Linked DNA regions of Homo sapiens: region 2 is linked to region 1. A link is a loop called in an ENCODE intact Hi-C map of the cell type or tissue named here. Cell type or tissue: heart right ventricle. All regions are shown on one strand. Each heading gives the region's core, and the rest is flanking DNA. Links, peaks and the distances in the headings are about the cores only. Region 1 has its middle 16 kb from the start of LINC00858. Region 2 overlaps CCSER2 (coiled-coil serine rich protein 2).

The links. A loop is a pair of places that touch in the nucleus more often than their neighbours do. Peaks named below come from ENCODE experiments on the same cell type or tissue, not always from the same donor. Only the 100,000 strongest peaks of a DNase experiment are listed, where the experiment ranks them.
Region 2: a loop joins it to region 1, with 4 times the contacts of the local background. A loop is called at or near these places in 82 of 110 quality-filtered maps.

The regions. Positions count from the first base shown.
Region 1 is chr10:84,260,134-84,268,475 of GRCh38, forward strand. No RefSeq gene overlaps it. Among named protein-coding and RNA genes, the nearest start is that of LINC00858, 16 kb to the right of the region's middle. RefSeq lists a silencer at 4,568-4,717. In heart right ventricle, for the core only: CTCF peaks have their summits at 4,630 (motif pointing right) and 7,594 (motif pointing right); DNase peaks (open chromatin) are centred at 4,658 and 7,588; H3K27me3 peaks cover 1,081 bases.
Region 2 is chr10:84,357,831-84,366,172 of GRCh38, forward strand. The region is part of intron 1 of CCSER2 (coiled-coil serine rich protein 2); the gene reads left to right. Among named protein-coding and RNA genes, the nearest start is that of CCSER2, 33 kb to the left of the region's middle. In heart right ventricle, for the core only: no CTCF peak of the experiment used is centred there; no DNase peak of the experiment used is centred there; H3K4me3 peaks cover 772 bases; H3K27ac peaks cover 1,158 bases.

The sequences.
Region 1 (8,342 bases), core at 183-8,182:
GCTCTGTCACCCAGGCTGAAGTACAGTAGCACCATCATAGCTCACTGCAACCTTTGCCTCCCAGGTTCAAGCAGTTCTCATGCCTCAGCCTCCTAAGTAGCTGGGATTACAGGCATGCGCTACTATGTCTGGCTAATTTTTTGGGGTTTAGTAGAGACAGGGTTTCACCATGTTGAACAGGCTGTCCTCAAATTCCTGACCTCAGGTGATCCACCCACCTTGGCCCCCAAAGTGCTGGGATTACAGGCATGAGCCACCGTGTCTATCCTTGAGTTGATTTTTATATATGGTAAGAGATATGGGTCCAGTTTCATTCTTCTGCATATGGCAATTTAATTTTCCCAGCACCATTTATTGAAAAGGTGTCCTAACATCACTCCTTCTAAATCCTCTAACCCTTAACATAAGGATGTTAACATGGACATCACAGGGTTGTTGTGAGGCTTGAAGATAACATGTACTCACTAAGCACATAGAAAATACTCATTAAAACAGAGCTGTTCGTTAAGTCTTGGCCATGCCTTGCAGGGACTCAGTCTTACATAGAAAGGGGTAAAAGCCCCAGGGTTTGCTTATGGGACCTCAAGCCAGGCTGCCAGCATTCAAACACCATGTATTAAATCGTGATCTGCTGCCCGTCACTTCCTCTGCCTGTGCATCGTTTCCCAAGTTGGGAGGTGAGATGATGGAAGTGGCAACTTGACTACACAGAAAGGACCAGAACATTCCCTGTCATGGTAAGTGCTCATGGAGTATCAGCCACCAGTACATGCCAGTCAAAGACAGCCTCTGGTAATACGGGGCTAGGCCTGCACATTACTTTAAAATGTTTTGAGGTTTGTTGCCAACATTTAAAAATCAGGACAGTTTATTTAAATCCAGATGTCAGAAGATGAGGCTTTACCCGGCTGCCTTCCTACATTGTTACAGTTTGTAGAGCTCAGGGCAGCTCGGCCCTTTGCCCAGGACACATGCTCTTGTGTCAACCTCAGTGCCTGTGTCCCCTGTTGATCCTGTGGGCCTCTGGGTTTGTGACAAGAGCCATCCCGAGTCCCCAAGAGAAAGAGACGAGGCCGAACACATCAGCGTCCTCATCTGTGCTCAGAGGAGAGGCAGGGAGGAAGGTGGTTTGGTTAGGCTGCTTTCAGGGATGGCTTAAGCTCAAGCCTTGCATCCCCAAGGCTTCCCGCAGGAGTGAAAGGAGGGCTTGGGAATGGCCACCCTGGCCTGGGTTGGCAGGAGATGGGAAGGGCTGAAGCAGCACCTGGTGAGGAATGACCAGAGTCCCGCCTGAAGCTACTCACTTCAGAAGCCCCATGTCGGCCCACACCCCCCAATTCCCACTCATGGAGTGGGCTTGGGGAGACTCATCACCTTCAGGCTCTTCTGCCCATGTTCCCAAGCACTTTTAGGATCTTGTCCCCTGTGACACTGCGTGCAGGGCTTCTTCTCTGCCCTCCTTCCCACTCACCCCACAACCTCCCCTGCACCCCTGCCTTCTTTTAAGCAGCTCAGCTGCCTCTGGGGGAAGAGGACAAAGAAAGTGGCTGAATCCTGTCTGAAGTCCACCTCCCTGTGGGCCCTTGGCACAGTCCCTGAGCTGGGATAGGAATCAGAGTCCGCCCATCCCTGGCACTTGGCCTGGCAGAAGTTAGACCACAGCCCTCAAAGGCCTAAATCCTTCTCAGGCTCGCTTTGCTCTGCGCAACCCCTAAGGTGATGGATTCACAGTCCTCAAGCTCTCTGCTGATTTTCTACAATGAATATGTACCACTTTTGCAATCACAAAAACATGTAAAGAGTAATGTTACTTCTACCTCCTTCAAGTGTTTTATCCCTGGCTGTAGTTGTATGTTCCCTGCAGAGCCTGTGGGCCTCTGGGTTTGTGACACTAATGCAGGAGTCCCCATCCCTGAATGTATATCTGTATATCTGGTGAGACCCGGGGCCCTGAAGGGAAATGGAGATGGTGGGCAAGGTGACTGAGGAAGTCTGATGATGAAGGCGCAGCTGACCCAGGACCGTGGAGGCAGGAGAAAGCAAGCTCCGTCCCACAGAGCGGAGGGGAAGAATAGATAAGCCCCATCAGTCTGAGTTTGCTGAGCGTCATTCCCCACCAGCCTTCCTCTCCTGCCTCCCTCCTAGGCTCCTCTGGAGCAACTGCTCACCCTTTCCTGGGCACCCCTTGGTCTTTTTTCTCCATTCACTTGTGACCCCTTAATGCCACCCCCTGCAGACACAATGAATTTTAGGGGGACACACCAACAAGGTCCCCCCGCCCATGTTAGTCATCACTAGCACCACAGTGCTCTCTCCAAGTTCCGTGCAGCCCTGGAGAACTGGGGCCACATTGTGGAAAGGGGAACAAGAGCAAGGTGAGAAGACTGAGTCTGGAGAAGTCAGGAAGGAAGAAAGAAGGGTGAAAATAGCAGAGACTGTGCTAGAGCCTCATCTGCAGAGCTCGAGGGCTCAGGGCATCTTCACTGGAGGCCCGGGGAACCAGCCTAACTTCTCCTGCCCTGGCCTCTAGCCACACTCTACACTAAAGACCACATTGATATGCAGACACACAGACTGGACTTGGAAGAGGCCACCAGGAGGTGGACGTCCAGAACCAGCAAGCATCAAGCACCAGAAAATGTCACCTCCAGCAATCACTTCCTCATTTGTAAGCCAGCATCCATTTGACCCCCTGAATCCCTGTCTGTGTCACTTAGTTCTGACATATTCACCTATCCATCCAATACGTATCTACTGAACAGCTGCTGTGTGTCAGACACGTGCTCGATGCGACGACGCAGTACCAAGATCCTTTCCAGATACTGCCAGAAAATGTCCACTGCCTCTTTGTCTCTTCGTTACATTTGTGAGTAAAATACAGGTGTTAACAATAGCTAGGAAATCAAAGATAGAAATTACGGTACAGCCATGTCCAAGTAAGTGAAATCAGGTATAATAATAAGGTTATCAAGATAGCCCAGAAATTTCCTTCAGAATCTCTGCAAGTCCTTATCACAAAACTAAACAGTTATCCCTGGCTCTAGATAAATTAAGCGTGCACTCTATGCTTCATTGTGTACTTGATTTAATTGTATTTCAAGAGAATTATCCCCCACTGAATTTCAATGTGTAGCCAATTTTAGCCCCATTCTGGATTTTTAAAATTTTCTGTTTGACTTGGAAATCACCATTTTTTTTCTTTTGTTTCTCTATTTTTTTAAAACCACATAGTCCTATGTAAGAAAACCACCATGATTTCTAAGAACAGTTTTCCCTAAATTGGCATCCACAGAGGAAGGCCCCATAACATGCACTCCTGTAGTGTGACCAGGCCTTGCCATCCCCTCGCTGGGTAACCTTGGGAGTCAAGACCCCCTCTGGCCCATCCCCTCTATCATCTCAGTCCCCCAGGGCTCTGACACAGGCAGAAGATTCTCAAACACTATCGAATTTTTTTTCTCCAAACTAGATGTTTGTGGTGGACTGAATGTTTGTGTCCCCTGAAATACCTATGTTGAAACCCAGTACAGTTAAATGAGGTCATAAGAGCGGAGCCCTGATCCCATAGGATTGTGTCCTTATGAGAAGAGACACCGGAGAGCCTGAGCTCCCTCTTCTCCCACCCCAAGCATATGTCCAGGAAAGACCATGTGAGCTCACTGTGAAAAGTTGGCCCAGCCCAAGGAGAGAGCCCTTACCAGACACCAACACTGCCGGCAACTTGATCTCCGACTTCCAGCCTCCAGAAATGTGCAAAATAAATTTCTGTTGCTTAAGCCACCCAGTCTATGTATTTTGTTACAGCCGCTTTAACAAACTAATACAGTGTTACATCAAAGCTCATCATTGAAACAGATGATAATGGAGGGGACCAACAGCCCAACTGGTGCCCCCAGCCCAGGAACACCCAGTGCCACTTCTGCAGAACCCGGGGATTGTAAAAATCCCATTTAAAAGTTATAAAATTTGGCTTCTAAGATCCCCTCCCACTCTAAGATCCATTGATTCTAGAATGTATTTGAGTTCTTTCACAAAGAAATGTAAGTACCGTAGAATATTATCACCCACCTCATCCTCTTGCTGGGAAAGATGGCTCTGCCTATTGCCAAATGGACTTGACATCACAAATAAAGTAGAAAGTTGTAACCAAGGTAAAGGATTGGCCCCTTCCGGAGACCTTCACTGGCACAATTTTCCTGGGGAGGGAAAGGGCTGTGCATTTGATTGTCTAGCAAGAAAGTAGATACCAACTAGATACTGCCTGAACTATACAGTATCTATATTCCCTGTTAAAGGGAAAAGGGATCCCACAAATTTTCTATATAGATAAATAAATTCATTGGCAAAGAAGTTGGCCTAATTTATTCATATCTTTCTTTTTGCCTCATAATTAATAGAATTTCTGCTGTTCTCCCTGTCAGAGATACTCCTGGTCCAATTCTCTCAAATACAAGCTCACTCTCCTTCCCACCACAACTGTCTCCCTTCTTGTGTTCCCTGTGTATGTAAATATCACTATTATCTGTCCTGTCATCTAAGGTAAATGAAGAGAGAAGGGAAAAGCAGAGATCCGACATGCATAAATACTCGCACTGGGCAGAATGTGAGGGTGGCGCAGTGCTCAGCAGGTACCACAAGGTGGCAGTGCCCTCTCAATGATCAGTACATCCTGAGCTGCCAGCCCTGATGGTAGTGCCTCTCCGCAGAGCCTGGGGGTCTCCTGCTGAGGCCGCGTGGGTGGGTTATTGATTCCTGCAGGATTTCCGACACGTTTTCCTTTGCCTGCTCGTGATACAGACGAAACCTGACACTTAACTGTTTCTACCTCAAATGATGACATGATTCCACATCTCTCTCTTTCTTAAAGGAAACACAGTGTCATGCACGTTGGCCAGAGGAGTCTTTGATGGCCCCATGGAGTCAGTCCCTTTTCTCTGTCTATAGAACAGCCATTGAATGTCTAGCCAAATGGAGGCCTCCAAAGCCCTGCACACCACAGCATTTTGATAAGAGGTCTGGGCCTGGGTTTTGTCTTTGTCTGACTGATAAGTCAGGGCAGTCCCTGGATTTCTCCAACCTGGGACTGTTCATCTGAAAAGTGGTGGTGATTAGCCCTCATGCTGTGATCATAGGTGGAAGAACACTGCAAACTATGGGGTGTGGGGCAGGAGGGTTCGGAGAAGCACCCCACTCCTCAGGCAGAGGCACAATAAATGACATTTGGCAATTGTGGGCAATGTTTCTAAGGTAACGAGGGCTGGGAAAGCACTGGGTGAAGGCCAGAGATATAATCCTTAAGTCTTCCCTCTGTTCTCGGTTGAGGTAACTTGCTGCTCCTCTCTTAAGCTGCTCCTTGGCCCCAACATCACACACCTGCTCTTCCCTCCATCCACCTGGCAGCTCTCACAATGGCCTCCATTATCCCCTGCACAGCATCCTCAGCTCAGCTGCCCTGCCCTCTGCAGCTGTCCAACACATGCACCGCCTTCGCCTTCTAGATCACAGCCAGCTTGGCAGATTGGAAAGGGCTCAGCTTTGGGTGTTGGAAATCCCTGGGCATGAATCCAGGATTTACCATTTATTCAATGTGACAAAGATTCTCTGCTTGACCAAACTCGAGTCAGGCTCTTGAACCTTCTTCTAGGCCCATCTCTGAACTTCCTTGTAACACCCAGTTGTAGCAAAGAACCCTATTAAGTTAGTTTAGCAAGAACCATCAGCCCTGGATATCTGATCAGGTTCCTCAGCCTGCACCATCCCCCAGGTGATTTCTGATCACCCTGGCCTGTCTTCAGCAAGAATCTTGTTCGATAGGTTTAGCCAGAATCCCTTTTATTCTTGATGTTTCATCTTAGTAATTTTCCATCCAGCAAACCACACCCTGCTCCTGGGCTATCGTTTCCGACTTGTCCATCTCTCTCACCCATTGCAACATTCCATTGCAGCTGTCCCTACACCTATAGCGATGGTCCTGAATAAAGTCTTTACCATGCTTTCACAAGTGTCATCGAATAGTATTTTTTAACAAATGTCTAAGCAAGTTCGAGCAAATTTTTTATCTCTGAGTTTGTTCCACATCCACAAGAATGGACTCATTTGGGTGGCATACTTTAAAGCACATGGTACCCGGTAGGTGCTCAATAGATATTAGATATGTTCCATCAGGGACTTCATCATCTACTCTTTGCTGTCACTCAAGAAAAGGGTGTGTAGGAGAATTGTGATAATTGACTGGCGATTACACACCACAAGTGTCCCAACTACTCCCTCATTTAATCCCCACAACATCCTCACAAGCACAGTTCTCAACTTCGTTTGCAAATTTGAATCACCTGGTTCCTGGTGACTCAATGTGTTATCCCTGCACTGGAAGCCCCAACCTCATTTGGGAGCTTGTTCGAAATGTCTCAGGGTTGGGCGTGGTGGCTCATGCCTGTAATCCCAGCACTTTGGGAGGCTGAGATGGAAGGATCACTTGAGTCCAAGAGCTGGACACCAGCCGGGGCAACATAGTGAGCCCTTGTCTCTGTAAATACATACATACACACATACATACATACATACATACATACATACATACATACATACATAAAATAAAAATTTTTTAAAAAGAAATGTCTCAGGCCCTCAAGTCTCAGGGCCCAGCTCAGAACTCCTTAATCCAAATCTTCATTTTAACGACCCCTAGAGTTGGTTTGTGTGCACCTTAAAACTTGAGAAGCCCCAGAGAGCCTTACAGATTATAGCTGTCTAGGTCCCTGGCACAGAGATTCTGATGTGGTAGGTTTAAAGGGCTGGCTGGCTTGGGCTTTTTAAGCTCCCAGGTGATTCTGATATGCAGCCATGAGTGAGAACCACCACTTTTGGGGAGTGGTATGAACAGTTCTGTTTCATGAAGAGTGATTTAACTGAGATTTACTCTGAGTTATCTCTGAGGCCATTGTTTGCTGTTTTATATTAATATATATTTCTCTCTAGGTGTTCATTCTTCTTCACTTGCTCTTGTTCTATGGCTTGCTCTCATCTTTCTCTTACTAATTCTCCCAAATTCCAAAGACCATAGGCCAGCAGGAGAGCCTCAGCCCAAGGCTTTTTATTTTATTATCATGATATCATCCACAAGATAATAGGGCCAGGGCTTTTAGTGGGCGCACTAAAGAATAAGAGGTTAATAATACTGCTGAAGGTCATACAGTAAATGAGAAAGCTTGGTTTGTGCCTCCTGGCACAGGGATTTTTGGATATCAGTGCAGGCAATGCACATCCAAGATGCTGTAGAGCAGCACTTCTCAAACTCTTCGGTGCACACAAATCACCTGGGATCTTGTTAAATGCAGACTCTGGTTCAGTAGGCCTGGGTAGGGACCAAGGATGCATTTCTAACAAACTCCCAAGTAAACCGATGTTACTGAGTTGCAGTGTGTTCAGCCAAAGCAACCGATTATGATCCTAGCTGCTCCTCCATCACTTCCCAGCCTCTGACTGGGTGTTCATTGTCTCTCACCTGCCAGATGATTCAGATCAATGTTTCAAGTTGTGTCATTGGACTGAGCTCTGAAAACCTCCATGCCAGGCCTAAGATGCCACTGGGTGGCGCTCTGGTGCACCTCCCTATGGCATTTCCTGTTGCCGCACAGCTGTTGGGTGTTCACCATTCAACAACAATTCAACAAATATTTATTGAGCCTAACTGTAAGTCAAGTTTAAACAAGACAGACAAGGTCCTCATGAGGGGCTTACATTGTACTGACAATAAACAAGTAAATGTATAAAAGAAATCGTTACAAATTTTGATAAGCACTTTGGAGGACATAAACTAGGGAACAGATAGGGAAGCTGGGAGAGGTGGTTGGGAAAGACCTCTCTGAAGAGGTGATATTCAAGCTGTGACTTAAACGATAATAATAAGGCTGTCAGGTGAGGGCAAAAGGAAAATATTTCAGGCAGAGGGAACAGCAAGTGGGAAAGGGAGTGGCTGTTCGAGGAGAGGCATGAGGCTGGGGCAGAAAGCCCAAAGAGAAGCAACGGGAGACGCAGGGGACATGTCCATCCAGTAGGGCTGGCTGGGATGGGGAAGGGGAACAGTGAGTTTTATTTTAAGAGCAAATGAAAATCTTTGAAAGGTTTTCATCAAGAAAGTAACCAGATCTGGTTTCCATTTTTAACTGATGTCTCTGGCTGCTGTTTGGGGGCTACATTGAACAGTAGAGGCTGAAAATTGAAGTAGGGATTGTTACAATAGTCCAGACCAAAGATGCTGCTGCCTTGAACTAGGTGGTGGTGACGATAACAGTGAGATATGGACAGATTTGTTACACAGTTTTAGAAACAGATGTTACATG
Region 2 (8,342 bases), core at 176-8,175, 98 kb after region 1:
TGTATCCACAATAACTTGTGCAGTTGCTGGCACATAATGGATGTTCAGTAAATACTTAGTAGACAAATAATGCTTCTATGGGTGACATAATGGTGTTATGGAAAGCATATAGTAGTTCTGTTGAAGAAGAGAATGTGGTTTAATGCATGATTTTAAGTATGATTTTCCTTTCCCATTAGGTGGAATTTAGCCATCTAGACAGTAAAGAACACACATGCCTCTTGAGTTGCTCACCTCTGTTTTCCCCTGCCTACAGTGGTTTGGAAGACATAGATAACTATGAAATAGGACATTTTGGGTGAGGTTAGGGTCTAAAGTTAGCATGGAGTTTAAAAATCTTGTATAGTTGCCGTTGAGAAGCCAGATGGTGACTTAAGTTTAACCTGGTTATCTTTTCTTGCAGCTTTGGTTGAGTACCAAAGAGTTGGTCAGTTCAGAGAGTTGGCTTCTGCAAAAAATACCCATTTTCAGATAGTAGTATATCACTGTTGGTAATTTGTTCATACTGTGCCAAGCATGTATAAACTGAGACTTACTGAGAGAGGAGGAGATTCATGTCTTTTCCTATATGTTCACTTTGTAAGTATATTTTTATAGAGTGGAATGATGGGTGGAATCACCTATACCATTAATGTTCCTCTAGCTCTGGAAAGTAATTTTACTTTGTCTAAATTCAAATATATATGTGTTGGGAGGCTGAGATGGGAAGATCACCTGAGCTCAGGAGTTGAGGCTGCAGTGAGCTGTGATAGCACCACTGCATGCTGGCTTGGGTGACAGTGAGACCCTATCTAAATATATATATATGTATATATGTGTATATATATATACATATACATATATGTATATATATATACACACACACACGTGTATATATATATTTATTAATTATACACAGACACGTAATGTGATTGCCTCAACTATTCCCTCCTCCACCATCTCCACTCTTTTCAGGTACAGAAGTTCATTTATTTACAAACAGTTTTAAGTTCTGAAAGGCTGTTCATAAATTCTTTTTGTAAATAATCGCTAACATTTTCCTTTGGTGTCAGGCATTGCTGAGAAACTTTCATTTTGATTGGTTGCCTTGTTCATATGTACAGAAGCTTATGAGTTGAAAGTAGAGGAGTTTCTGTATGTGGGACCTGTGAACCTAGGCATTTACTGTCTCCTGGTCCTAGGACCCTGCTTTGCTTAGTGAAGTTTGCTCTTCAGAAAGATTCCTGTAACCTTCTCCCACTGGAAATGACTCAAGACCAGGAATATCTAATTTTCAGGACATACACTTTTTTGTCCCAACTTTTTTTTTTCTTTTTAAAAAGTGCTTTATGTCCAAAGGATTACTTAATTCCCCTAGGATGAGTTAATTCAGGCATTACTGTATCAATAGTATTTTATACAGTTGTGGAATTGGGAGGGGACTTCATTTATCTCCCCCTGGTGCACCTGCAACTCTGAAGGGTCCATTGTATCTGGGGGAAACAGAATGGAATGTAAAAAATGTTTAGTTGATTTATGTGAGGGTCAGGTCAAGAACAGGTTAAACTAATTACGATAATAGGGGTTAAAATAGAGCAGTGGTTCCACAGTGTTTGTGTGTATCAGAATCACCTGGAAGGCTTTATTAAAACAAGATCTCTGGGCTCTACAGAATTGCTGAGCACTATATCTAAGGTAAGGCCTTAGAAAATCTATTTTTAACAAGTTTCTAGGTGTTATTGATGCTACTGCTGATCAGCCTTGGTCAGGGTAGTTAGAAGTTTATGATTTTGCTAATTCAAGAGTCCTTTGTCTTTTGTAGGAGGAGTTAAATGTAGAGATCCAGGGTTTGGGAGTTCTCTGAATAGGGGTATATAAGTGCTCCTGAGAGAGAATGAAAATGAATGCTAAGAGAAGGAGGATAATGTGGAATGTGCTGAAATTTATTTCCTATCTCTTTCCCTGATGAAAGCATCCTTATTTGGGGTTTACTTTTTTATTTTTATTTTATTTTTTTTTTCTGAGACAGAGTCTCACTCTGTTGTCCAGGCTGGAGTGCAGTCGTGCAATGTCAGCTCACTGCAACTTCCACCTCCCGAGTTCAAGTGATTCTCCTATCTCAGCCTCCCAAGTAGCTGGGATTATAGGCACCTGCCACCACACCCAGCTGATTTTTGTATTTTTAGTAGAGATGGGGTTTCACCATCTTGGCCAGGCTGGTCTGGAACTCCTGACCTCAGGTGATCACCTGTCTCAACCACCTAAAGTGCTGGGATGACAGGTGTGAGCCACTGTGCCTGGCTGGGGTTTACTTTTTTAAATGGAAGTTTTATATGGATGTTTTCAAACATCATGTGTAGAGAAAACAGCATAATTAATCCCTGGTGTTATTTACCACTTACCTTTTAATAGTTTCAGTTTTAACTGTCACACTCCCTTTTTTGAGGGGTGTTTTGATATTTAATGGAGTGTTTCAGATTTTCTTACTTTGTGATTCTATCTTTTTTTCTGTATTTATCAGTTGTGGTTCTTCTATAAAGAAGATTTTCCATCAATTTTTTGGTTACTTTGAAATACAAGAAGAGCAGGATACATGCTTATTTCTTTTATCAATTTGTAGAATAAGTTGTCTTTGCAGTAAGGCTTATTTTTACTATTTATAGGAGTAGAAGCAGTTTGAGGCTTTTAATTTTTTAAGAGAAGCTTTAAAAAATGAAGTATAACTTACATACAATAAAATACATAAATCTTAAATGATGTACTCTTGGTGAATTTTACACCATCCAGATCAAGTTGCCAATGTCTCAGTCAACCCCTTTTCAGTTAGCCCGCTCTTGCAGAGTTAGTCTCTGTCCCAGGGATTTCCAACGTATGAATTCCAGATCGGCAGAATCAACATCACCTGGAAACTTGTTAAAAATACTTTTTCCTAAGGCCTTACCTTTGATATGTTGGTTCAGAAACTCTGGGAGTGGAGTCCAGAGATCTTGTTTTAATGAAGTCTTCCGGGTGATTCTGATACACACAAGCACTGTGGAACCACTGCTGTATTCTAACACATATTATCATAATTACTTTAATCAGTTCTTGACCTTACTCTCACATAAATGGATCAACTGAACATTTCTCCCATTCCATTCTGTTTCCTCCACATGCACTGGATTTTTTTCCTGTGCCCCTGGGTGAGAAGTCTTGCTGCTGCTTCCCCAGCAGTTTAAGGCTTTTGCTTCAGAGGACAGAAGGAGGCAGGGAAGTGAGAGGGTTTGTGTTTGTTCCAGTGCAGGCTTTCATCACCTCCTGCATGCCTGTGCCGTTAAGAGGGGGCTTTCTTATATGTTTCTCTTGAATGCTAGGTTGAGGCCCATGAGGAAGAGCTTGCTGTTGTGCTAGTCCACATTTGGCTTTTAAGCAGACATTAAAATGTTAGCTTATTACTCCTTTTTATGGTGGTCATTTCTGTCTTTTATGCTCAGCCAAAAGTGAAACTGTTAAATGTCCCGTCTCTCCTGGGAGGGGCTTGTCTCCCTTTGGAATTTGGTTGACTTGCTTGCCTTACAATAACAGCTTTCTGATGGGCTTATGAAAGGTTATGATTTTGAAGATTATCTGGCTCTTCCAGGTTTTTAGGTAGGAGTGATATTAATTGCAGCTTTTTACATCGAAAATGGAAATCTGACCTTCATATAAATGGAATCACACTATATTTATCCTCAAGTCTCTGGATTCTCTTGTTTAAAGGATCCTGTTAGTTTTATCTGTATTGTTGCATATAGCAATAATTAGGTCTTCATTACCATGTTGTATTCTATTATGTAGAAACTACCACTAACATTTTTCTTTTTTTTTTTTGAGATGGAGTTTCGCTCTTGTTGTCCAGGCTAGAGTGCAGTGGTGCAATCTCACCTCACTGCAACCTCTGCGTTTTGGATTTTTGGATTCTCCTGCCTCAGCCTCCCGAGTAGCTGGGATTACAGGCATGCACCACCATGCCTGGCTAATTTTGTATTTTGAGTAGAGACAGGGTTTCTCCACATTGGTCAGGCTGGTCTTGAACTCCCGACCTCAGGTGATCCGCCCACCTCGGCCTCCCAAAGTGCTGGGATTACAGGCGTGAGCCACCGTGCCTGGCCTCACTAACATTTTTCTATGAAACTATAATTCTAACGTATGTAGATGTTTACAAAATGTTTCATGTTTAGGTATTTACTGTTTGTCATATACTGAGCAAGCTGGGGCTTGAGTAGTGTATTCTGGTGAATCAAACCCAGTATGTGCCATTAGTGAATTTATGGCCTAGTAGTCTTCCATCCATGTTAATGTTACTCCTGTTACTGTTCTTCCTGATGCTGGATCTCCTATGGCCCTGTCCCTACTGCCCATTTAATTTAATATAGGGAACTTTGCTCAAGCAGATCCTGTATAGACTGAAATGTTAAATGTTTGCTTGTTTTGATTTGACCTGGTGTTTGTAAAATGTCTGTACTTAATTGTTATAGGTGTCTACTATTTTAAAAGGCAGTATATGGGTCAATATTGACGTAGTTTGGCATGTGTCATCTTTTCCTAGCCCTCTGCACATTAATGACATTTGCATGCCCCACAGGTATTTGAGTTTTGTGTTCCTGTACCAACTGGTAAAATTTGGAGGGAGAAATTTTTATGGTTTGGCCAGGGGAACTTCTGGTTCCTCTTGTTAGTATTTTTGTTCTTTTAAGTTTAAATTTCAGGAAGTAATATACATTGGATCTGCATAATAACCTTATTTAATGTTCTTAAACCACAAATTCCTTTTGAGCTTAACTTTTACAAGTTACTTTGAACTCCATTTATGTGAGTGAAAATGAAGTTGTAGCTGGAGCACAGAAAGGTCATATTGATACAATAAAGAGGCTTTGTGTTGAGCATGGCATGTCCTCTTTAAAACTTTGAAGAATCTGGAAGTAAGCGCACCATTTTAAACCTTTACTTTGGCTAAAGTTGTCATTTTTGCTTATTTAATTGGTATTTTATTTTATTTTATTTTAATTTATTTTATTTTATTTTTGAGATGGAGTTTCACTCTTGTCACCCAGGCTGGAGTGCAATGGCGCAATCTCCGGTCACTGCAACCTCTGCCTTCTGGGTTCAAGCAATGCTTTAGCCTCAGCCTCCCAAGTAGCTAGAATTACAGGTGCCTGCCACCACGCCCAGCTAATTTTTTTTTTTTTTTGTATTTTTAGTAGAGATGGGGTTTTACCATGTTGGCCAGGCTGGTCTCAAACTCCTGACCTCAGGTGATCCACCCGCCTTGGCCTCCCAAAGTGCTGGGATTACAGGTGTGAGCCACCACACCCAGCTATTTTTTTTTTTTTTTTTTGTATTTTTAGTAGAGATGGGGTTTTACCATGTTGGCCAGACTGGTCTCAAACTCCTGACCTCAGGTGATCCACCTGCCTGGGCCTCCCAAAGTGCTGGGATTACAGGTGTGAGCCACCACGCCTGGCCACTTATTTAATTGCTATAATCAAGCCTTTGAATCAGCTTATGCCACAGATGACAGCCAGGAAAAAATGGGAAAAGGGGATATGAAAGAAGTAGTTGAGTAACACAAGGTTAAAAAAAATTACTTTAAATTCTGATCTAGTTGTCTGAACTTGAAAGCAGATTTCCGAAGTAACTGCTTATACGTGTGTAGTCATCAGTATTGTTGTTCAGTTAATTGCTCTTGTACTTAGTAGTGAGTTTATGTCTGTTTAAACCCCTAAAATGCAGACAATTTATACCTTCTAAAAAACTATTTGAAAAACTAAAAAAAGACAGTGAGTGGGTGGTTCCTCAGATGATGAGGTAATGGATATGAAAGGAGTTTGAAAAAGTGACAGCTCTTACTGTTCTTCTGCTAAATTTCTGTAATTAATATCTAGGTCCTTTGCAGTCTTTATGGTTTTCCTCTGACATTAGCCATTCAGTCCCTTCCTTCATTCTTGTCCCTTGTTGTTAGTAGGCTTCTCAGAATACAGGCAGCATCGCTTAACGAAGGGGATCTGTTCTGAGAAATGCCTCCTTAGGCCATTGTTGTTCTGTGAACATCATAGAGTATACTTACACAGATGCAGATGGTATAGCCTACTACACACCAAGGCTATATGGTATACTATCTTGCTTATAGGCTACAAACCTGTACAGCATATTACTGTATTGAATACTGTAGGCAGTTGTAACACAATGGTAAGGAATTGTTTATCTAAAGTTATGTAAACATAGAAAAGTTACAATAAAAATACTATATAAAAGAGAAAAAAATGGTATACCAGTATGGGGCACTTGAATGGAGCTTACAGGACTGAAAGTTGCTCTGGATGAGTTAGTGAGTGAGTGGTGAGTGAATGTGAAGGCCTAAGACATCATTGCACACTAGTATAGACTTTATAAACTCTGTACAAACAGATACAATAAATATGTAAAAAATAAAGTAATTGCATTACAATGTTACAATGGCTAGCATGTCACTAGGCTATAGGAATTTTTCAGCTCCACTGTAATCTCATGGGACCATCGTTGTAAATATAGTCCATTATTGACTGTAACATCATTGCTTGGCTCACTGACTGTATTTCATTCCTTTGTCATGAAGGCAGTTTTCATTGGCCCTGGAATCAGGTAAACTTGAACCCGAATCCTCTTTGACAGTTTATGAATTTGTGACTTTGGACAAGTATATTAGCCTCTCTGAATCTTGGTTTTAGCTATTTAAGATGGGAAGAAATCTACTACCTTATAATGTTATGAAGATTAAACAAAAAGTATGAAGTGGTAAGCATGGTACCTATCATGTAAGTGCTTAATAATATTTGCTGCTGCTTTTCCCTTATCCAATTGTGGATTTCTTTTAAAAGCGAGAAGCTTGATTTACAGTTTTAAAAAAAGGCATTTATAAGTATTTTTGAATTTTTTTTTGTTTTTTTTTTTTTGAGATGGAGTCTGGCTCTTTTGTCCAGGCTGTAGTGCAGTGGTATGATCTCGGCTCACTGCAACCTCTGCCTCCCGAGTTCAAGTGATTCTTGTGCCTCAGCCTCCCGAGTAGCTCAGATTACAGGTGTGTGCCACCATGCCTGGCTAATTTTTGTATTTGTGGCAGAGACAGGGTCTCACCATATTGGCCAGGCTGGTCTCGAACTCCTGACCTCAGGTGATCTACATGCTTCAGCTGCCCAGAGTGCTGGGATTATAGGCGTGAGTCACCACGCCCGGCCTGAAAAAAATTTTTAAATATTAAATACCAATACTGTAAATTTGCTATACTTTAAAAAATTATTCTTGCAGAAACTAAAAAAAAACTGACATTTTCAAGCACTGGTCCAGATATTAGTCTTAGTTCACCACTAAATTAAAGCTCACAGATGGTATTAAAGTGTCTCAGAGATTATATCATTAGATGATGTAGGCAACATATATTTTTTCAAATTGTTAATGAATGGATTTTTTAGACACCTAACAGATTACAGTTTAGGTAAAGTGCATCAAAGACAGCATGGCTACCAAAATGAAGCAGACTCACAATGTCTATTTTATTTTATTTCAAAATTATAAGCAAATATAAGGGAAAATTTCATGAACTTTTAAAGACAGATGGTAGCTCATCAACGAATGAAGTGATAATATTCATAACGTAAACTTCATAGTGGAGCTGTCAGACTAGTTTATCTTAAGACCAAAGTTCAAGATGATTGATGTGATTTGTGTTGCAATTATTTGTACATTTAGAAATCGTTATTCTTCATAGAGAATAGCACATTCAGGTTCTAACATTATTCTTTTCCCCCACAAACTGGTGGAACCACAAACACCAGTAACAGTGTGTCTCTCTTGTGGGCTCATCTTGTGCCTCTAAGTTATTAATACTGAAGATGCTCTTGGGAGATAACATGTATTACCCTCATCTTAGGCAGGAAAATAGAGGCATAGAGAAAGGAAAGAATATAATTTTCTTTCCGTGGTCTACTTGTGACAGGCGGGGAAATGTTAAAGCCTTTCTGACTCACAGGCTCTTTAATCTTTAACATGTATTATTTATTGATTTGCAAAATGACCCTAATATGTAATATCAATACCAGTTTTCTTATGTTTATACCGAAAGTGGTTGTGGGTATGGTAGTATGTTTTGTGGAAAAGACCATTATCAAAAATGAGGAAGACAGTTGTCTGGCATGGATATTGCCACTGTCCCTTGCTCTGCTCCTGGCAAACATTGCTGCTTGATCATGTCACTACTTCAGAAGCTAGATTTGACCTCAGCATCCTTTTTGTTTTTTAAAAATTTTAATGTTAAATTTTTAGTAGAGATGAGGTCTCACTATGTTGCTCAGTATGGCCTTCAACTCCTG